2 separate regions of the Mus musculus genome follow, and region 1 is linked to region 2. A link is a loop called in an ENCODE intact Hi-C map of the cell type or tissue named here. Cell type or tissue: heart. All regions are shown on one strand.

The links. A loop is a pair of places that touch in the nucleus more often than their neighbours do. Peaks named below come from ENCODE experiments on the same cell type or tissue, not always from the same donor. Only the 100,000 strongest peaks of a DNase experiment are listed, where the experiment ranks them.
Region 1: a loop joins it to region 2, with 1.8 times the contacts of the local background. A loop is called at or near these places in 2 of 42 quality-filtered maps.

What each region holds. Positions count from the first base shown.
Region 1 is chr4:142,074,289-142,082,288 of GRCm38, forward strand. The region is part of intron 1 of Tmem51 (transmembrane protein 51); the gene reads right to left. Among named protein-coding and RNA genes, the nearest start is that of Tmem51os1, 6.0 kb to the right of the region's middle. In heart, no CTCF peak of the experiment used is centred here; DNase peaks (open chromatin) are centred at 3,753, 5,533, 7,133 and 7,223; H3K4me3 peaks cover 587 bases; H3K27ac peaks cover 3,750 bases.
Region 2 is chr4:141,871,745-141,879,744 of GRCm38, forward strand. Efhd2 (EF hand domain containing 2) reads right to left here and starts at 3,176. Exons shown (of 4, transcript NM_025994.3): 1 at 2,816-3,176. The coding sequence starts at 3,123. Gm46874 (a long non-coding RNA gene) reads right to left here. Exons shown (of 3, transcript XR_001784482.1): 3 at 7,940-8,000. In heart, a CTCF peak has its summit at 3,261; DNase peaks (open chromatin) are centred at 497, 1,417, 2,567 and 3,227; H3K4me3 peaks cover 4,037 bases; H3K27ac peaks cover 5,276 bases.

The DNA of each region.
Region 1 (8,000 bases), 200 kb after region 2:
AGACAGAGAGACACAGAGGGAGGAAGGGAGAGGGAGGAAGAGGAAAGGGGAGAGGGAGGGGGAGGGGGAGGGGGAGAGATAGTTTGGACAATCTGGGCAGAAAAGCAGAGAAAATAGGAAGTGAAAACTCATCAGACTTCCCTGACCAGGGTGAGCAGGAAGAAGGAAGTAGAACGCAGCTTCTTGGGACCAAGGCCTGGGAGTCAAGTCCAGGGTTGAGCAGTGGTCCATCATTAGTTGGGAGGATGGAGGGCAGAGGGTCTCTGAAGAGGCCAGTTCTGAGAACCAGGACGGCTGCCTGGGCCTGTCTGCAGGCTGCAAGAACGCCCTGAAGATGCTAGCCCAGCTCTGTCTGCGGGGCTTGCTGACTAATTTCAACCGTTTGCTCCCTAGTTCACGGGCCCCTCCCTGCTCCCCAGGAAGACAGGAACTGCCTCTCCTGTGTGCCCTGTGCCCCAAAACCAAGAGCCTCGCCTGATCTGTCAGAAAACTCGAGGAATGCAGAGCCATGTTCCCAAAATGATTCCGTCCCTCAATTTTTTTTTTATTGTGAAAAATTCTACTGCACAAATTTGTTCTTTGTGATATAAGCTCTATTATCCTACCAAGTTTTAGGAAATATTATTGACCTGTGGGAGGTCAGAGGACACCAGTGTGGCTTCCTCCTTTTCATGGGTTCTGGCAACAGAATTCGGGGGATGGGGGTGGGGTAGGACTACTAGGTAAGCTCATTACCCACTAAGCCATCTCAGCAGCCTCCTTACCAAGTTTTAAGCATGCCGTTTGCTGGCATTAAGGAAACTCATGTCATAGGCCAACCATCAGGGACAGGCAGCACACGGATCCATTCAGTTCTTCACACTGTAAAAACCGAACCCCTCCCCAGCACAGGGCAGCTCACTGTCCCCCTCCCTTTGTCCCTGGAAACCAGCAATGCACTCCCCTTCTGCCATGAGGATCTCAATTTAGGTCCTTGAGTATGCATGACAGGCTGAGAACCAACCCCCTCCCCGGCCTGTCTTTTCACAGGCTTTTGTCTCTTAGCACAAAGTCCTCAGGTAGCGGGTCACATTCCGTCTGTTTGTCTGCCAGTGAACACCCCTTCCACGTTCTATCTCTCACAGATAACAGTGAACACAAATGTCTCTTCTGAGCTCAACTCTTTTGGGAGTATATCCCAAAATGGAGCCCTGGATTGCATCTCAGCTCTATTTTAATTTGTGGGAGGGGAGTGCCACCACTAAAATAAGTTGCAGAAGGAAATTCCGTAGGTTTTTTCCAGCCCACCCTCCCAGCTCTATGGGCCCTTGGGAACTTAACTCTACTACTTCCGGAACTTGTTGCTACATCCACCAGGTTGCTTGCCTGTCACCTGAACTTCGTTCCCCTTCCCAGTTCAGCTCAGACCCCACTTCCTTAGGAGTTCTTTCCCTCAGGCTGGGGAATCTAGCACGGGTAGGTATCATGCTTGCCTAGCGAGCGTGAGGTCCTGGGGTTCAATTCCCAGCCTAGCCTCAAACAGGTGTGTGGTGGGAGATCTCAGCACTTGGCTGGTGGATGCGGAGTTCAAGGTCATTATCAACCATATGGTTCTAGGCTAGCCTGTGCCACATGAGATGCTGTCTCTAAAATAAAATAAAGCTCTTTCCTGCACTCTTGAGTTTGAGTTAACCCCTGCTCCCTCCCGGTCCCGGGTCCCCAGATCAGATTCCAACTTAGAGGTACTTTCCCCACTGTCGCCCTCGGGACCATAGGCTGCGTCCCTGGGAGCTGGGGCTGCCTCTCTGTAGATAGCAGACTCAGTCACTAAGGACTGAAACCATGCATTTGTTTGTCAATTTGTTTATGCAAATATTCTTACGTATGCTTAGGCGTGGAACCCAGACAACCACTTGCACTGCTGAACTGCAGAGGCAGTTCCAACCCATGACTCCCAACCGCAAACAGCAGTTCACGGGGCGACCTGAAGACTCTTCGGATTGCTCTTCTAGGGAGAGGTTGAGAGCTTTTTAAAAATAATGTTCCCAGGGCTACCCAGAGAAACCCTGTCTCAAAACAAGACAAAAGAAAACAAAACAAAACAAAACAACAAACAAACAAATCAGGCTCCTTCCACCGAATAGCAACAGTCTAGGTCCACACCCTACTCAAGCCAGACAGTGGGGGCAGGGAAAACACATGGGAAGAGGGTGAGTCGGTTCTCAGCCCCTCTCCAGACCTAAGGTGAAGAAGAAGAAGCTAGCCAAAATGTGAGATTCCACTGAGAGTATATACACCTGTAGCTTAGTCGCTTAGCATATGCAAGGTCCAGCCAGGGTTTAGTCCCAGCAGTTACTCCAAGTGTCCAGCAGAGAACACACCAGACCCTTCTGGAGATTTTCAGAACTGGGTATTACATGAGACCATGATTGCAAAGGCACTGGCCCACCATGGGAAGTTTGAGTTCTGGTTCTACCAACATATGTTGGGAGAAGTCAGGCTGATGATCCTGGTCGCATGAGCGCACGCGCGCGCACACACACACACACACACACACACACACACACACACACACACACACGAGAGAGAGAGAGAGAGAGAGAGAGAGAGAGAGAGAGAGAGAGAGAGAGAGAGAGACAGAGAGAGACAGAGACAGAGACAGAGAGACAAAGAGAGAGAGACAGACAGGCAGACAGGCAGACAGACAGACAGACAGGGACTGGGATATAGTTCACTGGAGGAGAGCTTACCCAGCATGCACAAGCTCTGTGTTTGAACCCCAGCACCACCTACACTGGGTGTGGAGGGTATGTCTGTAAACCCAGCACAGCAGGTGGCTCAGGAGTTCAAGGTCGAGATGGGGAACTTGGCAAGTATGAGGCCAGCCTGGGAGTAGGTGTGAGACCTTGTCTCAAAAAACAAAAAACAAAACAAGAATATTTAAAGGAAGAGGAGGAGGAAGCAGAGATGAAGCAGGAAGTAGGTTATTATGCCTGGGTGCTAGATAAGTGCTGCCTTTGAACCAAGTGTGCTTTTAGAAACAGATTTATTTTTAATTGACTTGTATGCGAGTGCCTGCGTGTATGTGTGTGCCGTGTGTGCAGGTACCCAAGAATGCCAGAAGAGGACATCTGATCCTCCACTCGAAGTGGAGTTACAGGCTGTTATGAACTGCCATGTGGGTTCTGGAGACCAAACCAAACCCAGGTCCTGTGCAAGAGCAGCCAGTGCCCTTAATCACCTTAAACTGTCTCTTCAGCCCTGATGAAACGATAACTTTGTGTCAGCATTACAAGCAGGGCTGCTGACAGATAGCAGCGGGGGTTTCCTAAAGAGTGTTCCTAGTGCATGCACAGTGTGGCCTTCAGCCAAGACAGTCTGTGCTGCAGACGTGGGTTCCAGGCCAGCTCCCTACCTCACACTGACTGCCTAGCCTCCTTTGGAACACCATCACTGTCCCCATTTGGGAACACTCATCAAAGTAAGATTTGGCGCCTACCCACTCCTGCCTCTCTGTTTCTTCTAAGAAGAACTGAGGCGGCTGCGTGAAGAGCGGTTCTGCACTTTGTAATACATTTTACTTTTTAAGGTCTCCGAATTCTTTTAAAGGGACCTTCGGGAGCCAGTGTATATTGGGAACATTTGCAAGCGGTTCCTCCTTCCTGTTGGCCCTGCCTCCCACCCCTGAGCTCTGTCCTTGCAAAGCCTGAGCTGCTTTCTGGGAACTGTCCAAGGAATCCTGAGTTCCCAGGATCGCAGCATAAAAAAAACAAAAACAAAAAAAACCGCAGCAGCCCGGAGCAGGACTGCCCAAAGCTCTCACTGCAGAGACCGACATGTGCTGCTTGGCTCAGACCACAAGTCACTCACAGACGTCCCCTGGGCCCGAGAGATGGCTCAGCGGGCAAAGGTAGGTGGGGTGAAACCAAACCACACGACGTGCCACTTGGTGACACATTTTACTTTAAAGGTCTCTGAATTCTTTAAAAGGGAACTGCCAAACCCAGGGAGTGTACGCTGTCAAGCCAGGCTTTGCATTTCATGAGAGAACCTCCTGAAAAGTTGTCCTCTGATTTCTGCAGCCATACCTTGGAATGAGTGTACCCCTTCCCCTCTCTTACACACACACACACACACACACACACACACAAATAATAATAATAACAATGTGATTTTTAAATTGATTAAAATATGCTGGGAGTGGTGGCCCATGCCTTTAATCCTAGGACTAGAGAGGCAGGAGGATCTCTGTGAGTTTGAGGTCAACCTGGTCTACATAGAGCTCCAGGTAAGCCAGGGCTACATAGTGAAAACATGTTTCAAAATACTACTACTACTACTACTACTACTACTACTACTACTACTATAATAAAATTTAATGAAAAGTACTTTTCCTGGGCCAGTGAATTGACTCAGAAGGTAAAGGTGTTTGCCACCACGCTCACTGACCTAAGTTTGATCCTTGGGCCGCACATGGCGGAAGGAGAGAGCTAACGTTGACCTCTATAAACTAGACATGGCAACTACACACCTACCCCACAACTCCTCCAAGACAGACAAAAAATAAATAAAAAAAATTTTTTTTAAATTGTGCATATAGATTTCCAGTCTTCCCTCTCATTCACTTTTTATAAAGACAGGGCAAGAACATTTAACTGACCGTCAAACCCACTGATCAGATGCTATATAAACCGGTGGCACATGCGTGCCATCTCAGAACTGGAGAGGTGGGGGCGGGAGGGTCAGGAGTTCAAGGCCATCTTTGTCTATATAGCTAATGAAAGCCAGCCTGGGATACGAGGCACCCCAGTCTCAAAAAATAAAATAAACCCGAACAAATAAAAGATGCCCACAGTGGACAAGTGTTAGCCTGGAAGACACCTATCGTCTGGTCAGGACTTCCAATGTACTACAAATGTCCCTTCCCAGAAGTCTGATCCCCACAGGAGGATCTCCCTTGCCCAGGAAGCAAGTTCTCGAACATTTTATTTGGTCTTTGATTCTTTAAAACATCTTTTAAAAATCTTTAAAGTGTGTGTGCCCATGTAAGTGTTATGTGCCCATTAGTGTGTATGTGTGTGTGTGTGTACCAGTGCACATGTGCAGAGGCCAGAAGAGGGTCCATGTGTCATCCTTTAGCACTTTCTACCTTATTCTTTTAGGCAAGGTCTCTCTCTGAACCTTGGTGTTTTTTGTTTTTTGGGTTTTGTTCTTGTTTTTTTTGTTGTTGTTGTTTTTTTGTTTTTTGTTTTTTTGTTTTTCTCATCTAGACTGGAAGCCAGTAAACCCTACAGATCTGGGTTACCAGCAAAGGAGAGATGCCTAGCCTGTTACATGAAAGTAGGAATCTGATGCCATGATTGTATAGCAAGTGCTTTTAGCCACTGAGGCATCTCTTCAGCCTCTACTTTCGCCCCCTGCTCCTGAGAAGAAGGGCTGAAATGAACAAGCCCAAATCAGGCACCCCAGGGATGCCTAGTCTGGCGAAGCCATGGTACCAGGGGTGGTACCACTGGTTGGCTTAAAATGAACACAGCTAAAATTAGACTCTTCCTCTGTGTGACCTTGGGCTCCCAGCAGCCCCATCCAAATGCCAGCTTCCTCTTTCTAAAGACCTCATGAGGATCAGATGTCTCCTCGACACACACGGAAACGTGGACCACGAAGCCCCATGCACCTTGAATTGTGTTAGAGTCAAGGAAGTGTCCTGACTGAACTGACCCTAAAAGGCAGACTCCTGAATTGCTGATCGCCACCATTTAGAAGGTCATGAGTCTAGCATGTCGGAGCGTGTAGGGGAAAACTTGTCCCTTCAGGATGCAAAACCAGACGTAGCACTGCAGAGTAAGTTCAGCCAGCTTTACAGCCAGTGTTGCTGGGTCTATGACACAGTCCCTTCCTGTCCTTACAAGGCATGTGTGTGTTTGACATCTGGAGCAGCAGCGGTTTCCTTAGTCTGCAGATGCAGAGACACCTGTATGGCTCAGTGGATGAGGGGAGTGTCAGACATGTCACCAGCAGCCCCCTTCCAGATGACAATGAGCAGACAGGATCTGACAATGGTAAACCCGAGCAAGGGGCCCCAGCTCCAGCCCCACATAAGCTGGGTGTGGTGTTGGATATCGATAGCCCTTATACTCAGGAGGTGAGGCAGGAGGACCAGAAGCCACCCTCAGCTACATACAGAGTTCAAAGTCAGCTTGGGCTCCGTGAGATTGTCACACAGCAGACAAACAAACAGGAGGGTTCTGAGAAACATCCAAGACAGCCTGGTGAGATGGCTCCGCAGGTAAAGATGTTTGCTGCCAAGGCTGACGACCTGAGTTCCCATCCCCCCCAGAAATCAAGGAAGAAGAGACAACTGACTGCCAAAGGTTTTCCTCTGGCCTCTATACACATGCCTTGGCGTGCACGCACCTACACATACACACCAGTAGTAAATAAAATATAACAATAAATCATCTAAGACAGAACTGGGAAAACCAAGGCCTGGACCTGGCTTTAATCTCAGGCATGCTCTTCCCTCTCCTCAGGCCTCAGTTTCCCTATTGGTAAGATTAGGAGATTGGACTTCTGAAGCTAAGGTCCCCCTGCTGCTGGTTCCAACATCCTAGGTCCTAAAGTGACCGGCATGCAAATGTGAGGGCAGCTGAGCCTGTAAATCTAGGCCAGGGGAGAAAGGAGCCAGAGGGAAGGAACAGCTGAACGGCGGCAGGCAGGCAGAGTGCCAGGGCCAAGCTGCCATTCTGAGATGGGGCTGGGGCTTGAGAGAATCAACCCAAGGTGTGGTGGCTGCAACAGCTTAGCACAGACCCACCTGTGAGATTTCTGGCCCCTGTCTTGGACCATCTGGAAATGGTCGGGGCAGCCTGGCCTGTGGCAGGGAAGGAAAACCAAACAAGAGCTCCCAGGAGAGGAGGCCTGGCGCCAAGGGCTGGAGGAGGGGATGCGCGCGCGCGGGGGCGGGGGGGTGGGGGGGAGAATACACTGTCAGGCCATGCTAGGCTGCGCCACCTGTCCAGGCTGGGAGGAAGCAGGAGTAGATGGAACGTCCAGAAAGACCCAGAAACTATGGAATCATCCAAGCTGTCCCCCATGTGACCACCAGGCCCCACCCCCAGGATCGCATGAAGGACCCCAGAAGGGAGATGCGCACCTATCTGCTGCAGGTCTCTGGTCTTTCTGAGTTACATGAGCGGGTCCCATGGATGTGGTGTACGGACAGCTAGACGCTCCCCTCCACCTGCCACACTCCAGGATCCTCCTGTTGCCTCCAGGCAATGAGAGACTTCACACACACACACACACACACACACACACACACACACACACACACACACACACACACACACACGGAGGGTGTTTCCGAGGCTGCTAAGTGCAGGATGTATCCCTGAGTGCCAGGGCATTGACCATAAAAGTGAAAGGAAGCAGCCAGCCAGATGCAGATTCCTCACGCCCCGTGGAGAGACGGAAGCTCCTGGAACTTTCCCAGGGCCGCTGACTCCCTAGAATCCGCCCTGGGATCTCTTTTTGATCTGCAACTGCAACAAGAGACGGGAGAGGTTCCCTGCCAGCCTCACTCAGAACAGGGAAGGGCAAAAATGCAGAAGTATGCTGGTGTACATCAGGGGCCCCACCCCAAAAAACCCGAAAGGCCACACTGCTCCTGGAGGACATCAGCAGGAGTGGCCTCTTCTGTTCTCACTGTGGCCAGAGAAGGCCCGGAACCTGTGACGTCAGGAACCCAAGCAACCGCTGGAGGGTCCGGGGCTCTGACAATATCCTGGGAACTCATGGGCTCTCTGGTAGGAAAGAGAGCAGCCATTTGGGCCTCCTACAGAGTCCAGGGATCATGCCCTCGATCATCAGTCACATGTGAAGGTCACAAGTTGATCCTTGCCTCCTGTATGGTCTCCTACACAGTGCCCCTCAGTGTCTCTACTGTCCAGAGCCAGATTTCCTGCTCCTGGCTGTCTTTTTGAATAAAAGTTTAAGACTGTCTCATTGCTGTTGTTGTG
Region 2 (8,000 bases):
TCCACACTGAATGGATGGACCAGAAGACTTCGAAGCAGTTCTAGAGAGCATCAGTGCTCAAGACCCCTTAGAAACGAGGCTAGAACAGGCGTGTCTTTGAGGATCATCACACACAGCCTGTTCCTCTTGCACTGGGGCAGACTGAGGTCCAGGGCCGACAAGGACCTGAGGTGGGATTCCCGATGAGGTGGGAAGCCCGGCCTCCTAGCTCTGGGCTGCCAAGGAAGAGCCAGCTCCGCTTTCCAGGGCCACCGGCTCCACTTCCTCCCTGCACTCGCTCTCAACAGAGCCCTGGCTGAGATCCTGGGACCTGCTGGGCCCCAGGAGGCAGCAGCCACTTGCACAGTGGAAGCAGATTGTGTATTCTGTGCTCTGAGAAGCCTTCTGGGGCTGTGTCCAGCCGGACTCGGCTGGGCTGGGCTCATGGGGCACAGTGAGGCCTTGTTTCCCTGAATACAACATCAGCAGCTTTGCGCCCCAGCCAGGGACCCTGGCGAGTGGCACTTCCTTCTCTTGAGGTCCAGCTTTCTGGCCCCTTCCTACCCTGTCACCCCTCCCAGCACCCCAGCGTGCAGCACTAGTGCCAAGAGGTAGCTCTGAGGAGGCCAGCACCCTCTAAGCACCTCTCAACTAAACTGCTTCCCCCCAAAACAGCCTGGGTAAAACAGTACAGCACAGCTTCCAGACCATTCTCCCCACGGGTTCCCCGCAAATCAAAGTGGTCTCTCCCGAGCTTGCTCTTTGGGGGTATCTGGGTTCCCTAAAACAGCGCCATGGTATGGGGGATAAGAATACTGCCGAAAGATAAGAGAAGGAGGAAATGTAAAATGGGCTGGTGGTGGATGGTGGAGGGGGGAGGTCAGTCTCACATACACACACACAGAACACACACACAAAGAGGTGTTGGGATGTGTTTCGAGACACTGACACAGGTATCTGTGAGAGACAGTTCAGAAGGGAAGGCCATGGCTTTTGAAGCTACCGGTCCGAGTTCGAATCCTGATCCTATCATTTGGTAGCTGTAAAGTCCTGAGTCACGGGACTGTTGGGAGGCCCCAGCCCTATCTCTGCAGAGATCTATGACACCTAAGTAACTCTCTGGAATCCACAGGGTGGATCAACCTGGAAGTCACCGTTGCCCTAAGGTTCAAAAGCAAGGAGTGTGGATTCCTGCCGTTCTAGCCTGGTCAGTCAGTGGAGACTGAAGTCAGAGGGTATCCTCTTGCCCTGGAACCTCCATGTAGAAGTTTGGGGGGTGCATTATAGCGGCATCAGGAAGCTTCTAGTCACCCATAGCTGGGACCTAACGTCCTCTTTCCCTATGAGGACTGGCTGTGGGTGTGGAAGGAAGTGGGACATGGGAAAATCCTCTCTGGACCCTGGTTGGAGGGAACGCCCCCTTTCCGGGCTTCCTGATGGGTGTCTGGGCACTGTCCGTGGGGTGTGGCTGGGGCTCTCAATCTGCTGGCTGTCTTCTGCTTTGGGATTCCCTGCGTACCCCACCCCAAGCTCAGCTTCTGTGGTTTGGTCCCCTCTGGGATCCGCTCCAGCCTGGTGCCTGGAGGACCATTTCCTTTCCAGGAACATAGGTGGCTTACTAGGAAGACGGGAGGCCGGTCCTTTGGAGGGGCACTTGCATCTTCTCTACCCCTATGGGTACTCTTCCCCCATCTCCATATTGCTGGATTTTGTGGGGGTGTGGAATGGCTGAGCCCACAGGTCTTGGGGACATCCTAATCTGGTAAGGGTACAGCTTAGAATCATAGAAAGTAGAAGGCAGGGGTTGGAGACCCTAGGCAGGGCACATAGAGAGAGAATGGGCTCCAGGGATTGTCTGGGAAGGGAGGAACTGTCACTGGGGAAGAGGGCTGCCTTCTGATAAAGGGCAGGGGAGTCACCACTGCACAACCACGGAGTGAAGGGGTTCGAGGTGGGGGGGCGGGGTAATGGGGGAGAAGGGAGGGAGGGGAGGAAGGTGGACTCACAGTGTATGAAGAGGGGCTAAGTCCCAGGGGACTCTGTCCTGATGATAGGGGAGTTACATGTTTGTAGACTGGGGGACAGGGACAGAGGAGCCCTTCCCTAGCAAGACCGCACAGTGTTAAGGAAATGGAACCTGGTCAACAGGGTGGGCGGGAATGGAAAGGCCTGAAGAGTTTTCACCCACAGTAAGTAAACATAGTATAGCTGAGGGTGTGTGTGTGTGTGTGTGTGTGTGTGTGTGTGTGTTGGGGGGAGGGGGTTGTGGACCCAACCTAGTAGGAGAGAGTCCATAACTAAGCAGAAGAAATTAAAGGACCCAGTAAAAGGCACAAGTCTGGCATGGGTGCCGGGGGGAATGTCCCCTTAAGAGGCAGTAGGGTTGCCTTATTGCGGTGGGGGTAGGGAGTCCAGTAGTTAGGACGGAGCGGAAGGGAAGCCACCGGCCCTTTCTCCCTTTCTCGATATGTTTGGGTGTAGGGTGGTGGGTGCAGTAACATTAACAGTGGGAAGGAGGTCGGTACCCTGTGTGGTGGTAGTGACTCGCTGGGGACCTGCGATTATCTGGAAGGAACCTCAGGGAGCCCCCAATCCGCGTGGGCTATTCCGAGGGCAGTATCACCAGGAGGAGGGGTCACATGTCAGGAACGGGAGCTCCCCAGATCCACTTGCGTGCTGGGGTGGTGGGTCTGGAAGCCTCGTGGCTCTTTAGAAAAGCAGCAGAGTTCCCCACCCTGGTGAGACGGGGTTCTGGGGGAATCTAATTGGGGATACGGGAGGTTAGGGCCCGAGGCCGGGTCTAGGGTGGTGGGGAACCGGGTGCAGGGGCACTTACTGCTTGAACATCTTCTCCATGTCTTTGATCTGCTTCCTGGAGAACTCCTTGAACTCGGTGTAGGGGTTGAAGACGCGGCGGCTGGGCGACTGTGGCTCGCCGATGCCCTGGTTGAGGTCCGCGCGCCGCAGCAGCTTGGCGCTCAGCTCGTCGTCCGCGCTGCCCAACGCCTGGGCAGTCTCGTCGGGAGCCTCGGCCGCCGCCGCCGCCGCCGCCCCGTTGAGCCCCGGCTGCTCCGTCGCCTCGCCGCCTTCGCCCTCCATCTGCAGCCTCCGGCTCAGCTTGCTGGCCAACTCGTCCGTGGCCATGGTGGCCCGCGCAGCGCTGCCTCGGCCGGGCCCCTGCTCTGCGCCGCGCTCCCGGCCGCGCTCTTCCTCTTCCTGACACTCCCCGCCGCCAGGCGCCGCCCTGAAGGTGGGACTTAGGGGACCGCCCGCCCCCGGGCTGGCTCCCGCCGCCTTTGCCGCGTGCCGGGTCCTTCTCTATCCCCGGAGGGGGGTAGGGGGGTCAAGTGCATTCCGCTCCCCAGCTCCTCATCATCGTTCCCCTCCCTCCCCCACAGTGAAAAACCATCAACTTCTCTCTGATGACCTCTGGGTGACGCTGAGTCCCAGGAGCCCTCTGGAAGGAACCTGGGAAGGGGGTGTCCCAACCCTTCGGGAGGGAAGAGGGTCCGCTCGCAGGAGGTGGCTGTGTGTTCAGGGACTGGAGAGGGGCGCGGCTCTCAACCCGTTCTCTGAAAGGGGTTTGTGTCTCTGACACCCTGTCGGTTGCCATGGAGACCACTGGTAGTGAACCGCTGGGCGTTCTTGATAAGGTGGCAGGAATCTGAAGAAGGTGGACCCTAGCACTGGAGCCCAGTTGAGACTGTCTCCAGGGCTATCATGACTGGCGTCATTCAAAAGTGGGGTAGCTGCTATGAGGGAGATGGCACCCTACCAGTTCTCAAGGTCCCCAAAGAACTGGGAAAGGGGAAGGGGGTCGTCCTGTTACACGATGATTCAGCACAATAGCTGCCTGATCCGGCGGATGCCTGGGACTCTCCACCTCAGAGGGATTTCAGAGAGATCTCCATGTTGCCTCTTTGATGGGGATCCCAGAGGGGTGACCTCCTCCCCAAAGCGTCAGGAATGGGGGGAGCTGGAAAGGAGGAGCTCAGAGAGAATTTGTCTCTGTCATCTAGTCTGTCACTTCAAGAACAGCAAAGCTGGTCTGAAGAGAAGGCTCAGTTATTAAGAGTGGTTATTGCTCTTGTGGAGGACTGACATCCTAGCATCCGTGTAGGGTCCGGGTAGAGAGGGGCAAGTCACGAAAGGCCTGTAACTCCAGCACCAGGGATCCTAGACCCTCTTCTGGCCTGCTTATGCATCTGCACTCATGAGCATATATACCCCTCCCCCACACACACAGACTTAAAACTAAAGTAAATCTCTGGCCAGTCTCTGAGTTCAGTCAGCCTGGTCTACATCCAGGATAGCCAGGGCTCTATAGTAAGACTCCCTCCTTGATAGATGATAGATAATAGATAGACAGATAACAAACTCTGTTTGTTTGTTTGTTTTTCTTTTGGGGGTTTTGTTTTTTGAGACAGGGTTTCTCTGTGTAGCCCTGGCTGTCCTGGAACTCACTCTGTAGACCAGGCTGACCTCGAACTCAAGAAATCCGCCAGCTTCTGCCTCCCAAGTGCTGGGATTAAAGGCGTGCACTGTCCGGCGGTAACAAACTCTTAAACCTTCAAAGCTATGGTGTTCTGGCATCAACTGCAAGGTCACTAGCCATAATGCTGATTTCCAGGCTCTACCTAGACTGACAGACCTGTCCTTTGTCACTGGGATCCAAAAAGCTGCTTTTCACAAGCACCTGGGGGAAGCCTTGCTCTTTGGAGTCAAGAGTCTCCGACACAGATGCATCACTAAGATAACAGGGCAATGCTGGGTACCCAGATACTGCCCACTCCCAGAGGCAGGGTACAGAAGACCTGGAAAGCACAAGCTAAAAAGTGACACTGTGAAAACAGAGGGGACCAGAGAAGCTGCTGGCTGCCACAGGATGATGCTTAGAGGAAGACACCTGATCAGTAACTGTTGATGTGTTCACAAACATTGTTGAAGGAAAAGGTATTTGAAAGAGTATAATGGATGCAGAAGAAATCTGTAGTTATACCTTGCTCAGCCTTTCAGAAGCATGGTTTCACAGAAGACCCCAGGTCCCCTGAGTAAGACAATGACTCCTGTGTGTTTCAGAAGCATTTATCAGCTGCCTCAGCCAGTTGTCATTGCATGTGTAGAGCTGGTGTTAGCATCAAACCCTGCTATAAAATGTCCCCGTAGAAAATCATGTTGGGTATAATACGCTTTCTTAACTTATACACACTAAAGGAAGTTTTTGAAAAAATCTGTAATATTTGGACAAACAAACCATATTGTGTTGCTTTAATGTTCTAAATTAAACTTTTAATAAAGATTACCAGAGTAAACAAAAAAAGAAAAAGAAAAAGAAAAATGTAACTTTTTGTAAGGTTGCTAAGTCTGATAAAGATGCTAACTAAGTTTAGAGAGTTTTGATTTCTTAAAGACCAAGGGAGTTACAAGTAGTTGGTGTTGGGTAGTTCAGTCTAGCTGCTTTAAAAGAAACACAGTTTACATATTTAATAGAGACCAAGGATAGGGGAGGGGCACACAGAGATTTCAACATTTAAATTACATCTGCACTTGCCTAGGTTTGTCTAGACTGTCTTCATAAAGTGCATAGGTGACTTTCAAAACTCTGGTGAGCCTTGGAGTCATAAACATATGACTTTATTTTAGATAGATGTCGGTAGCCCAGGCTAGCCTCATCCTCCTTGTGTAGGTGAGGGTGATGTATTTATTTTAGACAGATGTCAGTAGCTCAGGCTAGCCTCCCCTTCCCTGTGTAGCTGAAGATGACCTATTTCTGATATTTTAGCTTTCTAAATGCTGGGAGAACAAGATCTGCACCCTTAGATGCTGTTTATATGATGCTAGAGATTGAGCTCAGGGCTTTGCGCCTGCTAGCCCAATGCTTTACTGTCTGATCCATATCACCAGACTCATTTCTTGGTTTGTTTTTGAGATAGTCTCCCTTTTCAGTCCAAGGATTTGAACTTGCCATGTGGTCCAGGTAGACCTCAAACTGGAGATTCTCCTGCTTCAGCTTCTCCGGGGCTGTGATCACAGGTATCTGCTGCACTCTGGGCATTAAGTTATGGCATCTAATAGTGCTGCGGGACTCAAAGTGCCTTCACTATGAGCAGTTTTGCATCTATTTTTTGACTTCTCTGTGATGAGAGCAACTGATGGGTCTGCTGTCTTGAGAAGTAATCCATATGAGATGAATCTGGGGTTCAAGTTTGAATTCTTTAAAGAGAGTTTGTGTGTTAAGCTCTAGTTAACATCCTACTTAGCTTGCATGGGTAAAATCTTGGGGCTGGACACCTTATACAAGGTAACGGGATTTCTCCCATTTCTCCCGTATCTGTGACATCATGGGAAAGCGATCATCACAGGAGCCTTGCTGCTTCAGCTCAGGACACACTTCTGGGTGAGCAACTCCCTAATTCATTAAAAATCATTTATTAATTTTATTATTTATTATTTATTATTATTATTATTATTATTATTATTATTTTGGGGCATGTGTTAGTGATGGTCAGAGGACAATTGTTAACGGTTGGTTCTTTCCTTTCGTGGTACCTAGGGACGGCACTTAGCTAAGCACTTTTACCTGCTAAACTCTCTCAACAGGTTTTGGGGGTTTTTGTTTTTGTTTTGTTTTGTTTGTTTTCTTTTGTTTTGTTTTGAGACAGAAGTCTCACTCTGTAACCCAGGTTGATCAAGATCTCACTAGATAGCTCAGGCTAGCCTGTAACTGTTAGTAATCCTCCAGTTTCAGCCCACTGAGTATTGAGATTAATGCATGGAGCATTATATTCAGGTTGGAAAGCTCTGTAAACAACTCTTGGGTTCTCTCTCTCTCTCTCTCTCTCTCTCTCTCTCTCTCTCTCTCTGTGTGTGTGTGTGTGTGTGTGTGTGTGGTATGTATGCACATACATATGAATGCCAGAGGTCGTTGGCTGTCATTTCTCAGTCACTGTTCACCTTGTGTTTTGAGATAGAATTTCTCACTAGCCTGGAAGTTGTGGAGTAGACTCTTTATAAATGTGATAGGGGTTGGACTCAGGTCCTTACACTTGCATGGCAAACACATTACCGGCTGACCTATCTCCCGGCCCTAGGTGAACTTCCTCATATTTCAGAGGCTCTGTGACAGGTGCGGCAGGTCCTTACTGCCCCACCCATCTCAGAGGCAGTGGGCTGTGGTCCTGCTGGAGGGCTGGTTGCTAAAACCAGCACCGGAGCTGCAAGTTGGAGACTATGTTTCATTCGATTTTTTTCCCTTCCTTCTTGGGAGTCCTTGGATTTCAGGGAAACGTTGTTTCTCTTTTAGACACTAAAGCAATGGCGAGGGTACGAAAAGCAAAGGCGATTGATAGGCTCTGACTGGAGACAGACTGGAGATAGAACTTCCAGGAAACACCAGTTGGCTCTTCATTAGGAGAGTCGCTTTATAATGACCATGAGTTCTGTGTAGTGAGCACGGAGTCTGGCAGCAGGGAAGATCTATTCTGGTGGCACATTCTAGCATTTGGTCATGAGGGAAGAATGATCTTCAGGAAAAAAAAAATCACCCCCTCAGCAAAGGATTTCTATGGAGGCTGAGCGAGTGAGAGCCAACTCTGACGCTCTTGCAAGTGGGGAGGGAGCTAAGCAGACTTAGTCATCACTGATAGGGCTCTTTTCTGACTCCCACATTTACTTGTATAACTGTCTCCTAGGGAGGGATGAAGTCTTATTAAGAAAACAACAGCACTTTGAAAAAGAGAAGGGATGTGCTGGGAGATGGCTCAGTGGGTAAGAACAGTTTCTATGCAAGCATGAGGTCCTGAGTTCGAATCACAAGCATCCAAACTTTATATATATATTTATAGGAAGATGTGGCAGCACACGCTTTTAATCTCAGCACTTGAGGGGCAGAGGTAGGCGAATTTCTGAGTTCAAGGCCAGCCTGATCTACATAGTGAGTTCTAGGACAGCCAGGGCTACATACAGAAACCCTGTGTCAAAAATAGTCCCTAGCACTGTGGTTGGTAGAGGCAGGAGAATTA